2 separate regions of the Homo sapiens genome follow, and region 2 is linked to region 1. A link is a contact called in ENCODE Hi-C or POLR2A ChIA-PET data. All regions are on one chromosome and are shown on one strand. Each heading gives the region's core, a stretch centred on a gene start or an enhancer-like site at or near the end of the contact. The rest is flanking DNA. Distances are from core to core; before and after follow the strand shown. Region 1 overlaps DOCK2 (dedicator of cytokinesis 2). Region 2 overlaps DOCK2 (dedicator of cytokinesis 2).

Evidence for each region. A loop is a pair of places that touch in the nucleus more often than their neighbours do. ChIA-PET counts read pairs that join two places held with the same protein, here RNA polymerase II (POLR2A). Pooled maps may share reads with other maps.
Region 2: a loop to region 1 is called in a map of GM12878, with 10 times the contacts of the local background. The contact joins two enhancer-like sites. A Hi-C loop is called at or near these places in 2 of 168 maps with a recorded cell type or tissue (GM12878 and IMR-90), 31 of 37 single-sample maps with no recorded cell type and 14 of 50 pooled maps. POLR2A ChIA-PET finds 5 or more read pairs at or near these places in 5 of 52 experiments (AG04449, Caco-2, GM10248 and 2 more).

Annotation. Positions count from the first base shown.
Region 1 is chr5:169,699,674-169,706,350 of GRCh38, reverse strand. DOCK2 (dedicator of cytokinesis 2) reads right to left here. Exons shown (of 52, transcript NM_004946.3): 13 at 6,212-6,337; 14 at 3,924-4,048. Among named protein-coding and RNA genes, the nearest start is that of DOCK2, 66 kb to the right of the region's middle. RefSeq lists enhancers at 2,919-3,328, 3,389-3,438. Within about 2 kb of position 3,055, at least 2 of the 41 ENCODE cell types and tissues checked have a DNase peak (open chromatin) inside an H3K27ac peak, as active enhancers do; they include GM12878, where a contact is called at or near this core.
Region 2 is chr5:169,802,930-169,809,606 of GRCh38, reverse strand. DOCK2 (dedicator of cytokinesis 2) reads right to left here. Exons shown (of 52, transcript NM_004946.3): 26 at 6,401-6,549. Among named protein-coding and RNA genes, the nearest start is that of DOCK2, 170 kb to the right of the region's middle. RefSeq lists enhancers at 845-1,422, 4,057-4,106, 4,237-4,286. Within about 2 kb of position 3,836, at least 3 of the 41 ENCODE cell types and tissues checked have a DNase peak (open chromatin) inside an H3K27ac peak, as active enhancers do; they include GM12878, where a contact is called at or near this core.

The sequences.
Region 1 (6,677 bases), core at 1,806-4,305:
GCCTTCCAGCCTACAAAGATTTATATCTGTTGACATTTATGGGCTTAGAGTTTCTGTAGTTACAGTAAATCCCATGTAGCTTACCAAATCAGAAACTACACATATATCTCTGGTGAAAGTAAAACTGCCGCATGGCAGGCAACTGGATCTCACAAAACTGTACTGATGATGAAAATTTTTGATTTCCTAAGGCTGGAGAAAAAAGTCTCAGTACCAGTCAGAGAAAAGCCAAAGATAGTGCCATAGGCCTCAGCACTTCAGAGAAATAACAGTGTTGGGAAGTGCACTGAGAGAGCATTGTGACCAGGGACTGAGCCCAGTTCTAGGGAAAATATACACTGGTATATATCTCAAATAACACTGTTCCATAATTTTCTACATTGCCTATCCCCATGGCCCCCAATTAACAGTGAGAGCCCCTCATAGGTGTGGGAGACTTCAGGTCAGTTGAAGAAAATCTGAGTATGGATCAGGAAGCCTGGAGGCTTTCATGTTGGCTTGGCCTTAGAAGAAACATCTCTGCAGGAAGAAAAACCAGGCTCCTAACACATGTCCTGTTTACTTGGTAGGAATCAGGTGAGAAAGAGATGACACCAGGGATGTGAACACACTTTAGGAAAGACAGTGTTCTCCTCTCACAAGACCACATCATGGGATGTCGATTAGCATGCCTAAGGTAGGAATCAGGCTGGGAGCTCAGTATACCCTTCTAATAATAATAGCTAAATTTAATGCACACCTATTATGTAGATTACCTCATCTGATATTCACAAGAGCAAAGTGCCATTGCTGGTCCTATTTTCAGACAGAGACTCTCAGGCTTAGAGAGGTTATGTAACTGCCTCAACATCCTCTTACTAATTCAGGCAGAGCTGGGCTTTGCACCTGGCTGTCTGGCCCCAGGGGTCATGGTCTTAACCACTATCCCATACTTCCCCTATCCCCTGCCTCCACCGCCTCAAGTTGGGTGGTCTCAGAAAAACAGAGGTTTCTTGGCCCAGCATCTAAGCCTTTCTCTTTCACCAGAATTTGCTTCTGGCTGGATTGCCTGTTTGACTCCCTCAGGTCCCTCAGAGGGCTTCACCCTGCACTTGGTCCTCTTCTCTGAATGTGACCCTCCTTCCTGTTGCTGGGTACTTACTGCAATACCAGGTGCCTTATACCTATGGCGTGTTTTGTCTGTTTGTTGAGAAAGGGTCTCACTTTGTCGGCCAGGCTGGAGTGGCTGGGGTGCGATCTCAGCTCACTGCAACCTCTGCCTCCAGGGTTCAAGCAATTCTCGTGCCTCAGCCTCCTGAGTAGCTGGGATTACAGGTGCTTGCCACCACACTCAGCTAATTTTTGTATTTTCAGTAAAGACAAGGTTTCACCTTCTTGGCCAGGCTGGTCTCAAACTCCTGACCTCAAGTGATCTGCCCCCCTTGGCCTCCCAAAGTGCTGGGATTACAGGTGTGAGCCGCTGTGCCCAGCAGCATGTTTATTTTTAAAATTTTTTAATTTTAAAATTTTTAATTTTTGTGGGCACATAGTGTGTGCATACACATACACACACACACACACACACACACACACACACACACACACACACACATATATATGGAGTAAATGAGATGTTTTGATAGAGGCATACAATGCATAAAAATCACATCATGGAAGATGGGGATCCATGTCCTCAAGCATTTATCCTTTGTGTTATAAACAATCCAATCATACTCTTTTAGTTGTTTTAATACCTACTCTTTTGTTTAACCTGCAACCCCACGAGAAGAGGTTATTATTTCTTTTTACACATGAATAAACTTGCCTAAGATCACACAGCTAATATGAGGGGAGGCTGGAATTTGAACCCTGTCTGCCTGACCCCAGAGCCCACCCCATTAGCTTCTCTGCTATGACCCCTCCTGAGCAAGGCCCTTGACACCCCAAGGTGAGCCATGAGCAGGCCTAACCTCCTCTGCCCTCTGGTCCTGCTCTGCCAAAGACAGTGTGCATGCACCTAGAGCAGGAGGAGAAATCAATATTTCTAAAGGGGACCATTTCCACAGGAGCCCACCAATATCAAACAGAAGTGTTTGAATGTACTGACTGACACTTAATTAGGCAGTAATATTTATTTCTACAAATAGAGAAAGAAAAGCCTCCCACAGGCTTCCTAAGCAATTTTCAATAGTCAGTCAACTGAACTCCCCCAGAATTTCCCTAATAGAGGAAACCACAAATCATCACCATGCCCCACAGTTCCCTTTCCATGTCAGCCCCCAGAATACCTGCTTACCTACTCATCTTGGATAAGTGCATCTGCTCAGCCTGCTCGGTAGTGACTTGAAAGGGTGACAAAAGTGGAAGAAAGAGTGGCTCAGACAGGAGATAAGATGGCTGCTTGCCTGTTAACTGTGTCTTTTAATTTGTCCTTTGGCAACATGGAAGGTAAGCGTATCAATGTTTCAAAAATGAAGCTGAGGTTAAAAAGTTCTCTACCAGGGAAGTTGGATAAAAGTAACTTCAAAGCAATGGTCTCTACATTTGGGAATTGCAATTTCCCTTTCAGATAAAAACCCTCCGCTCCTTTATGTTCCTTTGAGTCAAGTATTTCTCACTTATTTTATTTTTTGGAAAAAGTTTCAGACTGCAACAAAAGGAGGATGCGTTCAATGCTTAGATTTTGTTCAAATAGATACTAATTAACATGACCAGTCTTTATGAACAAAAAGGCAATTGTGAGGATTTCTTTACATTTAAAAAACGATTATGAATCTTCCCAAATTTGCCAGCAGTGGTTATTAGCCTCATTTTTTAAAATGAGAAATAAATTGGAGAATTTTGCTACATGTACGGGCATTGTAGTGAAGTGTCTCAGAGGGCCTGGAACCAGTCAAACCCCATCTCTGACATATGCTAACATTATGGCTTTGGGCGAGTTACTGTAAGTGACACGGGTTTTGTTTCCCTATCTGTAAAATGGGGCATAATAAAGGAAATGTGTCATACTATCACACAGCCTGACACATGGTAATTCCCCTGTGAATGTTAGTTATTCTTGGGTACAAAGTATCAGTCTGATCTCCAGGCCCCAAGGACAAAAATGATGCCTCTTCCATCTTCACATCCCCTCTCTGATGAACACACCCGCCCTGCTTGGCTATTTGATCACTCACAGTGGCCTAAGAGGAATATTCGCCCATGCTAAAATTTCTCCTGAGAGCTGATTTTCTTTTCAGCTAACTACTCTGTCAGGAGGAACTGAGAAACAAAACCCTCCTACACACTGGACACAGCACTGACAACCTTAAAGAAAATACAAGCAAATAAATATAAACACACATGACAAATATTGGACAGGACATATGCTGTATAAATATAGCAATGCGCTTTGCATTCCTGAATACACCCTGCTAGCTCTCTGGAGACCAATTTACGAATAAGGCTTTCCACCAGCATTTCTGGCTGAGCGCTGGGGAGTTAGATTAAGTGTTGAGAATGCCTGCTTTAAGCACATCCTGAGCCTCCACACCAGCCCAAGGCACTGTATTGATCCTCTTTCTTACCATGGACTTTGCCTGAATAAACCAGCTCAGGTTTCAGTGAGAACATTTTAACTGCAGAAAGCTAACCTATAAGCTGAGACCAAGCAAAAGTAAATAAATAAATAAATACATACATACATACATACATACATACAAGAAGAAGTTGTGAAAGGAAAGGAACAGACATTGAAAAACTGCTTTGGTGTAAGGAAATATCACAAGGTCTTATTATGGAACACTGCACTAACCAAGCTCAAAAGGTGTTGAACACATTATTCAACACCATCCCAAAGGCACCTGGCATTTAGACAACAGAATCAGGGAGAGGAAAAGTACGTCTTTACAAGCAGAGGCCCCCAAGGCGGACCCTGTCACCCAGAGCAGCAGTGAGTCCCTTACAGGCAGCGTTTTGCCATCCTCCGCGCACACACACATGATGACTTCCACATTCCTCTGTGTGGTCTTGTTGTACTTGTCAAAGTCACCTTGTAAGAGAGTAATGTAGATGTCGTTCCTGACATCCCCTGAGGCAGAGGGAGAGAGAGACAAGAGTTAGTGTGGATTACAGCAGGAGAGACGCTGACTAACTAGAGGGGATGGAGGGTGAGAAGAAGCTCTCCCACCTGGATTGGTATTAATTAAAATCAGAATTGCTTAGAGAAAGCATTTTTCCCTCATCAGGGAGGCTGGAGAAGTAGGTAACACGGGGATGAAGGGATGCTAGGAAATCAGTTGCAAAAAGGGAAGTAGGGACACTCAAAATTGGCCATGTTTTTCTCGACATTAAAAGTCATTTAATTTTCATCCTCTAGTGACACCTTCTGGGAAGGCAAAGGAAAGCTCCAATTGAATTGATCCTGTCCCATGAAAACAACCAAACATATACATCTGCCGATATTTCACTGTGTAGGAGCAGAATAGAGCAACTTTCCATGTGTCCTAGGGACACAGGGTTAGGAGGGAGCTGCAGAGGATCTTCAGGAAGGGAGGTAAGAAAAATAGAAAATCTGCCAGACACAGGTAGCTCATGCCTGTAATCCCAGCACTTTGGGAGGCCAAAGCGGGCAGATCGCCTGAGCTCAGGAGTTCAAAACCAGCCTGGGAAACATGGCAAAACCCTGTCTGTATCAAAAAATACAAAAAAATTAGCCGAGTGTGGTGGCACATGCCTGTGGTCCCAACTGCTCAGGAGGCTGAGGTAGGAGGATTGCTTGAGCCTGGGAGGCAGAGGCTGCAGTGAGCTGAGGTCAAACCACTGTACTCTGCACTCCAGCCTAAGTAACAGAGCTAAACCCCATCTCAAAAAAACAAAAAGAAAAAAAAAAAGGAATAGAAAATCCTACAAGGGGTTACACAAGTAACTGAAGTCTCAGGTAAAGCATGGACAAATAAATGACAGCACAGGCCCTAGGAGACAACCGCCAGACAAATGTGGAAAGAAACAGCCAGTCAGTGAGAGCCATCGTGAACGGAAGTCCAAGACACAGGTTTAAGACACAAAGAGAAGTTTCAAAAGAGTATTACCATTGTCAAAAGACAAAATTACAACAAATTTAGTTTGAAGACCTCACTTGGCTCTATTGCAATTCTAGAATCGGGCAATGCTTCATTCCATAAAATAGAATCAGTATTCCAAAGAGCTGAGCAGAAGAGGTTGGCTTTATAGACAGAGAAGGCCTGAAGGAAGTAGAAGCAAGACAGAGTGAATTGGTTATTTCAAAGTTATAGCCCTCATAAGGCTGAAACAGGGAAACAGAAAAATAGAAAAGTGACTGATTGTTAACATCAGGTTACTTCAGGAACTTCATTATCATGCCCATTGAAAATTGAAAATGGCCTGTCTGGAAAATAGGCTGTTTCTCTTTCTTTCTTTCTTTCTTTCTCTCCTTCTTTTTCTTGTCTTTTCTTTCGTTCCTTCCTTTCTTTCTCTCTCTCTCTCTCTCCCTGCCCCCGCCCGCCGCCCTCTCTCCCCTCTCCGAATTTCTTGCAAGATCAGATAACAGTTTAGTTTAGGTTTGATGACATGACCCTTTAGCATAGCTGACTCCATTTTGATTTTCAGTCTGGTTTGTTGGGGGCTGGTGCAGGAACTTAGTCCAAAACAATGCCCTCCTATAATTTTTGTTTAATATTATATAAACTCATTTTTTAAAATTATACACACATTTGGAAATGTAGTGGCTACTTCTGGAGACAAAGATATAAAGGAACTTTTAACATTTCACTTTATACCTTTTCAGGCCATTTGAATATTTTACAATGAACACAAATTCCTTTGGTAATATAAAAAAAAAAAGCTTAAAAATATAAGAGAATGACAATATTCTCCCAGAAAGAGTGCAACTGTTCTGCATGTATAAAATATAAATGATGGCCACAATAAATTATTAAGTGATAAAAACAAGTTGTAGAATACTATATAAAGTATATTAAGTAAAGGAATATAAAATATGACCCCATTTGTGGGGAGAAGGGGTATGTGTTTATATTTACATGCTTGTGTCTATTTTGTTAATGCATAGAAGTTTTTGGATATACAGACATCATTTTTAGTTGTTACCTTCAGGGACAGAAATGGAGAGAGGCAGTAAAAAAGGAAGGAGTTGACTCTTTAGAAGGAAAATGAATTAGACAAGCTGAATTGGCCCCTATGTCCCCAGGGGAAGGTCAGAGCAGCTGTGTCTCACCTGGCATGATGATCTCTGGGAATCCCAGCTTCCTGGCCACCACGGTGGTCCTGTCCACCAGGTGTGGATAGTCCTTGCGAATCTGAATGATGTCACCCACCAGCATCTTCATGGTCACCCAGAGGCCTGCAAAGGAACAGCTCACCGTGAAGAGCCCACTTTTGCAAGTGACCCCTCAGTCGGCCCTCCCGCCACCTCTCCCCTCTGTCTTTCTGGAGATCACTGGGAACAGAGTCATACAGCCACAGATGCAGCCACCCAGCCCACAGGGCCTCTGGAACAGGCGATCTCTGGGTCTGAATCCCGCTAATGATTTCTAGCGGTGTCAGCCTCTGGCAAATTATCCCACTTCTCTAAGCCCAAAGTGAGGATGACAACACCTATCTCTCAGGCCTGGATTAAGAAAGAAATCAAACAAGGTAACTTATTAAAGTGCCCCCGGAACACCGGAGATATTCAGGATGTA
Region 2 (6,677 bases), core at 2,587-5,086, 100 kb before region 1:
CCTCCTGTTACACAGGAGAGAGTAACACAAAATGACTGGCGCTGGGATATCAGGGTGCACACATGGTTCTGAAAACACAGACAAGGAAGTCCCTAATTCTGCCTGGGGGCAGAGCGGAGGAGAAGGAAGTGGGAATGGAATTGAGAAAATCTCAGAAAGGAAGTGTTATCTGAGCTGAACTCCAAACGAGTTTAGGATTCTACCTGCAGAGAAAGATGAGAAATTGGAAGAGCATTCCAAGCAAGAGACACTGCACTAAGCAAAAGCAAAAGCCTCCCAACTGATGTCTAAGTTGTGAACAAAAACATCAAAACCTGGCCGGGCGCAGTGGCTCATGCCTGTAATCCCAGCACTTTGGGAGGTGGAGGTGGGCAGATCACTTAAGGTCAGGAGTTCGGGACCAGCCTGGCCAACATGGTAAAATGCCGTCTCTACTAAAAATACAAAAATTAGCTGGGAGCAGTGGCTGGCACCTGTAATCTCAGCTACTCAGCCAGCTGAGGCACAAGAATTGCTTGAGCCAGGAGGTGGAGGTTGCAGTCAGCTGAGATTGCGCCACTGCACTCCAGCCTGGGCAACAGAGTGAGACCTTATCTCAAAGAAAAAAAAAAAATCAGAACCCTTAAACCATTCATGACTGAGAGTACCTTGGTAGCCCCCCACCCAGGTTTAGCCAATAGACTCAAATACTTTTTTAAAAAAAGATGATTCTGAGAATTCCTTATGTCCACGATTCAGATGCAGCCAACACCTTTTCTTCTTGAGAATTAGGAGTCATCTTTACCCACTTTAAGACTGCTAAGCAGAGTAGCAAACAACGACTCTCCTTTTTCTTGAGGAATGAAACATAAAAACAAAAACCCTGTCTTAAGAGGGGAAAAACCAACTCTCTCTGGGTCTGGAGCAATATTAAATTTTATCAGTTACTCGGCAGCCAGCAAAGCACAGAACGAAGCAGTGTGAAACCGCCCTTCAAAGTAACTGGAGTTGACAACTAAACTTGCTCAGTGAGGGGGGAGAAAAGGAGTTAATAGAGGAAGAAGTCAGGCCTTTTATCCTTCACCTGAGCTGGTCCCTTTCATATGCTAAGAGACCAGGAGCAAGCTGGGTGAGGGAATTCAACACTATGATTAAAAAAAAATCAACAGCCAGGCTAAGGCAGACATCTCCCCCTGAGTCCTACCATGACACCCAGGGTTTCAAAGAATAAGGTTGGCTTGCTGCTCTGGGCTGTAATTACCCAAACAATGACAATCTATTGAAGACAAGCATCCTGTCCCATTCCCCAAACACACAGCGCCCCCCAAATGGAAGCTTGGCATCCTGCACTGTAATTGCTAAATTTCCACACGTGGTTCTACCCTGGGCAATGCCTCCAGTAGGTGGACATAGTCTCTATTCTTGGATGTTCCATGGAACATCAATGGGTTGTTCCATGATGCCAACTAAAAGCCAGTAAAAATGGCTATGCTCTTGTCAGCAGAGAAGGTCCAAACAACCAGGAGAAAAATCCAGAACATTTGCTCTGGGGGCCTTTTTTATTAGTTTTCATCTAAGTGTTCAATTTTGAGAAGTTGGTGCCTGTAGAAAGCAAACAGCACATTCTACAGTCTGGATTTTCAAAGTTGGATCTTTGCATATTCCATGTCCCTTCTATCCCATGAAGATGAATTCATGAGTACAAATTAATGTGTTTGAAATATTTGCCATTTTGTGGTTTATTAAATGCATATTGGAAGATGCTAGATTTTTTTTTTTTTTTTTTTTTTTTTTGAGACAGAGTCTTGCTCTGTCTCCCAGGCTGGATTGCAGTGCCATGATCTCGGCTCACTGCAAGCTCCACCTCCCAGATTCACGCCATTCTCCTGCCTCAGCCTCCAGAGTAGCTGGGACTACAGGCGCCCACCACCACGCCCAGCTAATTTTTTGTATTTTTTTAGTAGAGACGGGGTTTCACCGTATTAGCCAGGATGGTCTCGATCTCCTGACCTCGTGATCCGCCCGCCTCGGCCTCCCAAAGTGCTGGGATTACAGGCGTGAGCCACATGCACCCAGCCGGAAGATGCTAGATTTTATAGACTGGACAGGGTTCTTAAATTAAGAAGGTAAAGAACTGAGAATGAGCCCAGCTATTCCTCTATTTCCAGTGAATACTAAAGGAAAAAAAAAGACAGGTCATATTAGAGCAATGGTTTCTGAGCATGGCCTCTACATTGGTAGCATCAACAGCACCTGGGAACTTGCTAGAAAAATAAGTTACTGGACGCCAGGACCCCACCGTCCAGACTAATGATCAGAAACGTGTTTTAACAGCTCCTCCAGGTTACTGGGGGTGCCTGCTCAGGTTTGAGACCTGCTCAACACCTGTGGCTCTTCATGCTGGCTGACAGTTAGCATCACCTGGTAATCATCACCTTTTCATTGCAGTGCCCCACCCACCCCAGACCAATTCAGTCAGAATACTTGGGACAGGGGCCTAGGTATTACTGCTTTTGATGCAAGATTTTTCTTCTCAGTCGCTTTGCAAGCCGGGGACCCCCAGCCAGTGACGCCCTGCCCAGGTCTCACTCAGCCCATCCAGCTCACCAACTATGTTATAGCTTGTACCCATATTCAGCGGTTCCGGATCTCTTGTGCCGCACCCAAGAAGAATGAGGATACGTGGGGCATTGAAGGGTGAGGAGGGCGGAGAATAATTTTCTTGAGCAGTGAAAACGGCTTTCAGTGGGGGGGCGGGGGGATGGTGGGGGGTGGAGGTGGGGCACTGGTTCCCCTACCCCAAGATTGGAAAGTTGTCCCCTCCCCGTCCCTCCCCACACCTTGTGTGACTGGGTCTGGGGCCTTTTATAGACTCAGAATGGGGACTGCCGATTTGTTTGTTAGTACGCAAAAAAAGGTTAAAGGGAAGACACCACTCAAAGGTGGGCATGACAGTGTAGAAAACCAATTAGGAAAAGGTAAGTTTATGTAAAATAAGCGAAGGGTGGGGATCAATCAGAGGAAAGTGTGCCAAATGGTAGGACAAGTTCTCAATCCAGTCTGAGGATTTAACATACAGCTTGACTTTCAGGTTTTAAACTCTTCGGCTTGGAGATGGGGTTTCACCGGGGACCCACCCCATCTTCCTACCCATTTGGCTGACTCCTGCTAGTTTGACTTTTAAAAAGCTCCCCGGGTGGCTTGTAATCCCAGCACTTTGGGAGGCCAAGGCAGGAGGATCACTTGAGGCCAGGGGTTTGAGACCAGCCTGGGCAATATAGTGAAACCCCATCTCTACAAATTAATTAATTAATTAACTAATTAACCAAGTGTGGTGGCTGGTACCTATAGTTGTATCTACTCAGGAGGCAGAAGCAGAAACCTGGCTCAAAAAAAAAAAAAAAAAAACTCTCGAGGTGATATGACTATGCAGGCAATGAGGCAATGTTGAGAGCCGCTATATATTAGAACATGAGAAATTTAGGTACTTTTGGGCCTCTCATTTTCAGTTTAGCTCAAAGTAATCATGGCTACTGAATGCCTCCTATTCATTGAAGAAGCTTTTGAGAAAAGAAGAGAGATTTCCATCTTCATGAGCAGGAGAGGTGAGATGTGAAGCTCACCAAAAGCATCAAAATTTCTACCAAATTCAATGGTGATAACAGTATTTAATAACTCATCCAGCAAAGACAGTTGCTCACCCGGAGAAAGGGGTGGGTTAGTCCCCACAGTCAGAATTCATTATAAGAGCACTGCACTCAGAGGCGGTAAAGAGTGACACGCACCTCCCACACACCTCAAGTCCAGATGCCACAATCCCCCACGGGGAGCTCAGAGCCTCCCACTCACTTCTTGGCTTTGAAGCCCTAAGTATCGAGGGTGTGTAAGACAGCAAGCAGCCTCTTCTCACCAGTGTCTGATGTCAGGGAATGTGCAAAAGGGTGACAGCCTGTCAGGGTAGAGCTCTAGGGGGCCACTCCCCTGGGATGGGCAGAGCCTCAGCATCCTACTTCACAAATAACTGTGAACTGGGGCCATCTTTCCACCAAACCAGGAACTTGACAATTAGCACATTATAACTGGATCCCCCAAACTGGGGGCCACTGGCATATTCCCAAGGACCCACATTTTTTTCCCCATTTAAAGGGATCTGAGCATTACTAAAATGTAAAAAACACTGTGGATTGGCTTTTCAACAGAAAGAGGCAAATTTTTTTTTAAGACAGAGAGTCAGGGTCTGTTCTGTCACCTGGGCTGAAGTGCAGTGGCAAGATCATAGCTCATGGAAACCTTGAACTCCTGGGCTCAAGGAATCCCCTCACCTCAGCCTCTCAAGCAGCTAGGACTATAGGTACATGCCACCACACCCGGCAAATTTCTTTTCTTTTCTTTCCTTTTTTTTTTTTTTTTTGTAGAGACAGAGGTCTTGCAATGTTGCCCAGGCTGGTCTCAAACTCCTGGCCTCAAGTAATCCTCCTCCCTGGGCTACCCAAAATGCTGGGATCACAGGCATGATCAACCTCCCTGGCTGAGGCAACATTATATAGGATGTTACCACAGAAATAATAGACAAACCCTCATGTTTCTACACTATGAGTAAGACTGAAATCTCCCTTTAAAAAAACAATTTTTAAAAAGATCAAATAGCTAAGACTGGAACCAGCTCAACAGCTGGCTACTGAATGTCCTTATAGAAACATCATCACCCTAACATCATCATCTGAATGAATCTAGAATATCTAAGCTTTTGGTTATTATACTGTCTTTCCATTAAATGAGGTAGGAGTAGAAAGAAAAAGACCATGCCTTTGTATCCCCTATGCCTGTGATTACACAGAGTCTGAATCAGACTGACCTGTGTTTGAATTTTGACCCTGACATTTATTTGCTCTATTTATTTGGCCTTGAATGCTAATGAAGTCTATGAATTTCAGGTTTTTCATCTCTAAAATGGGAATAATAAGCCTTAGTATCTAGGATCAGGGTGAGCAGAGAGAATGCGCAGATTGCATTTAGCACAGTGCCTAGAAACCAACAAATAGAGATATGATCATTAATTATTCACCACTGAACACTAGCTGAAGCTTCACCTCCTTTGTGTAGGCTTCCTTGACAAAAATGCTTACGCGCACGCGCGCGCGCACACACACACACACACACACACACACACACACACACACACACACACACTTTGTAGCTCTTGTACCCCAAATATGCATCTAGATTTTAGTCGTTATATATTGGGGATAGGTTTTCTTGTTCCCAGTGCCTAGCGCACACCGGGTATGTCATATGTATTAATATTTCTGCATGAATGAATGAAGCAAGCTATGCATATGTAGTAATAAGACAAGAAGCGGCTTAATTGGGATGGTAAGTGTAGAAAGGAAGAGACAGGAGAAGACAGTATGCAAGGAAATTGATCATAATGGTTGACTATGGATCTGACCAGTAAAGGAACATTGCTCTGCAGAGTTTTCGAATTACAGTCAATAATAGACACAGTTCATTCAGAAAGCTCTTCTCTGAGGATGTTCTAGGGAGGAGAGAGAAAGGGGCAATGCTCACACAAATGCTTAGAAAAAAATGTATTGGTTGTTTGGGTCTATGTAGTCCTCTGAAGCCAGTCCCATCTAAGGACTGAATACCTCCTGGACATTACTCAAGGACAAAGAGGAGCTGCCAGAGGAACCTGGGTCAGATCCAGCACCCTCCTTCCATCTTCCAATGCTTAAGAATTCCAGGCCTGGGTCTAATCACTACCTCTCAGTCTTCACCACCCCATCTGGCTTATCTTCTGCAGATTCAGCCCTTTGGAAGCCCTCCACTTACTCCCACTGAGACTTTCCTTTGGTTTCCGTCCCCAGCTAATCTCTGAATGACGTCTACAAAATACACAGTAACTTCACGGCCACAGGCATCTCCCTACCACCATCCTACTCCACACCCTATCTCTGGAATCTGAGCCCCAGCAATCTGCTCATCCAGGAAGAGGCTTAATCATTTTTGTCATTTCAGAAGGTAACTGAAGAAACAAAACCGAAGTAAATCAGCTAAGAAAGCAGACACGAGAGTTTTCTTGCTGTCTAGGCATAGGAAACTCCTCCTCCCACCCCTGCAAACTAGGGCGTGAGTACGTGGACAAGCCATCTTAAAAGGCTGCAATAATGTCTATACCCACATTCTGAGAAAGCCTGGCCAACAAGACACACAGAGACAAAATGCTAACATGATTAACTCCAGTCCCCTAGCCATCCTTCACAGCAATGGGGGTTAGTCACAGGAAAAGTAGGCCTGCTGAGCAAGCCGTTGACTTTTATCTTTAGACTCCAGCTGCTATCCATCAGTATCAATATTTCACAATGTAATCAACTTAGCCCTAGTCTGAGTCCAGGATATCTACATCATCAGGAGGACTCACCGCATCCTGGTAGCTAAGGACTTCCAAGATGCTGTTGAGCAATTCAACGCAGTACTTCCTCTCCAGGACCTGGTGTTGCATGTCATCCTTCTGCTCCAGCAGCTCCTTCAGCTCTTTGGTGATGACAGGAAGCAGAATGTCCCGGCATTCTGGAATAAAGACAGTTCAGAGTAGTGTAGAATTCCTCATTTTTTAGTTTCTTTTCTTTCATATATGCATACAATGTTTCATTAAATAAATAGTTCATGAAGACATTCTCCTTGTAAAAAATTAAAAT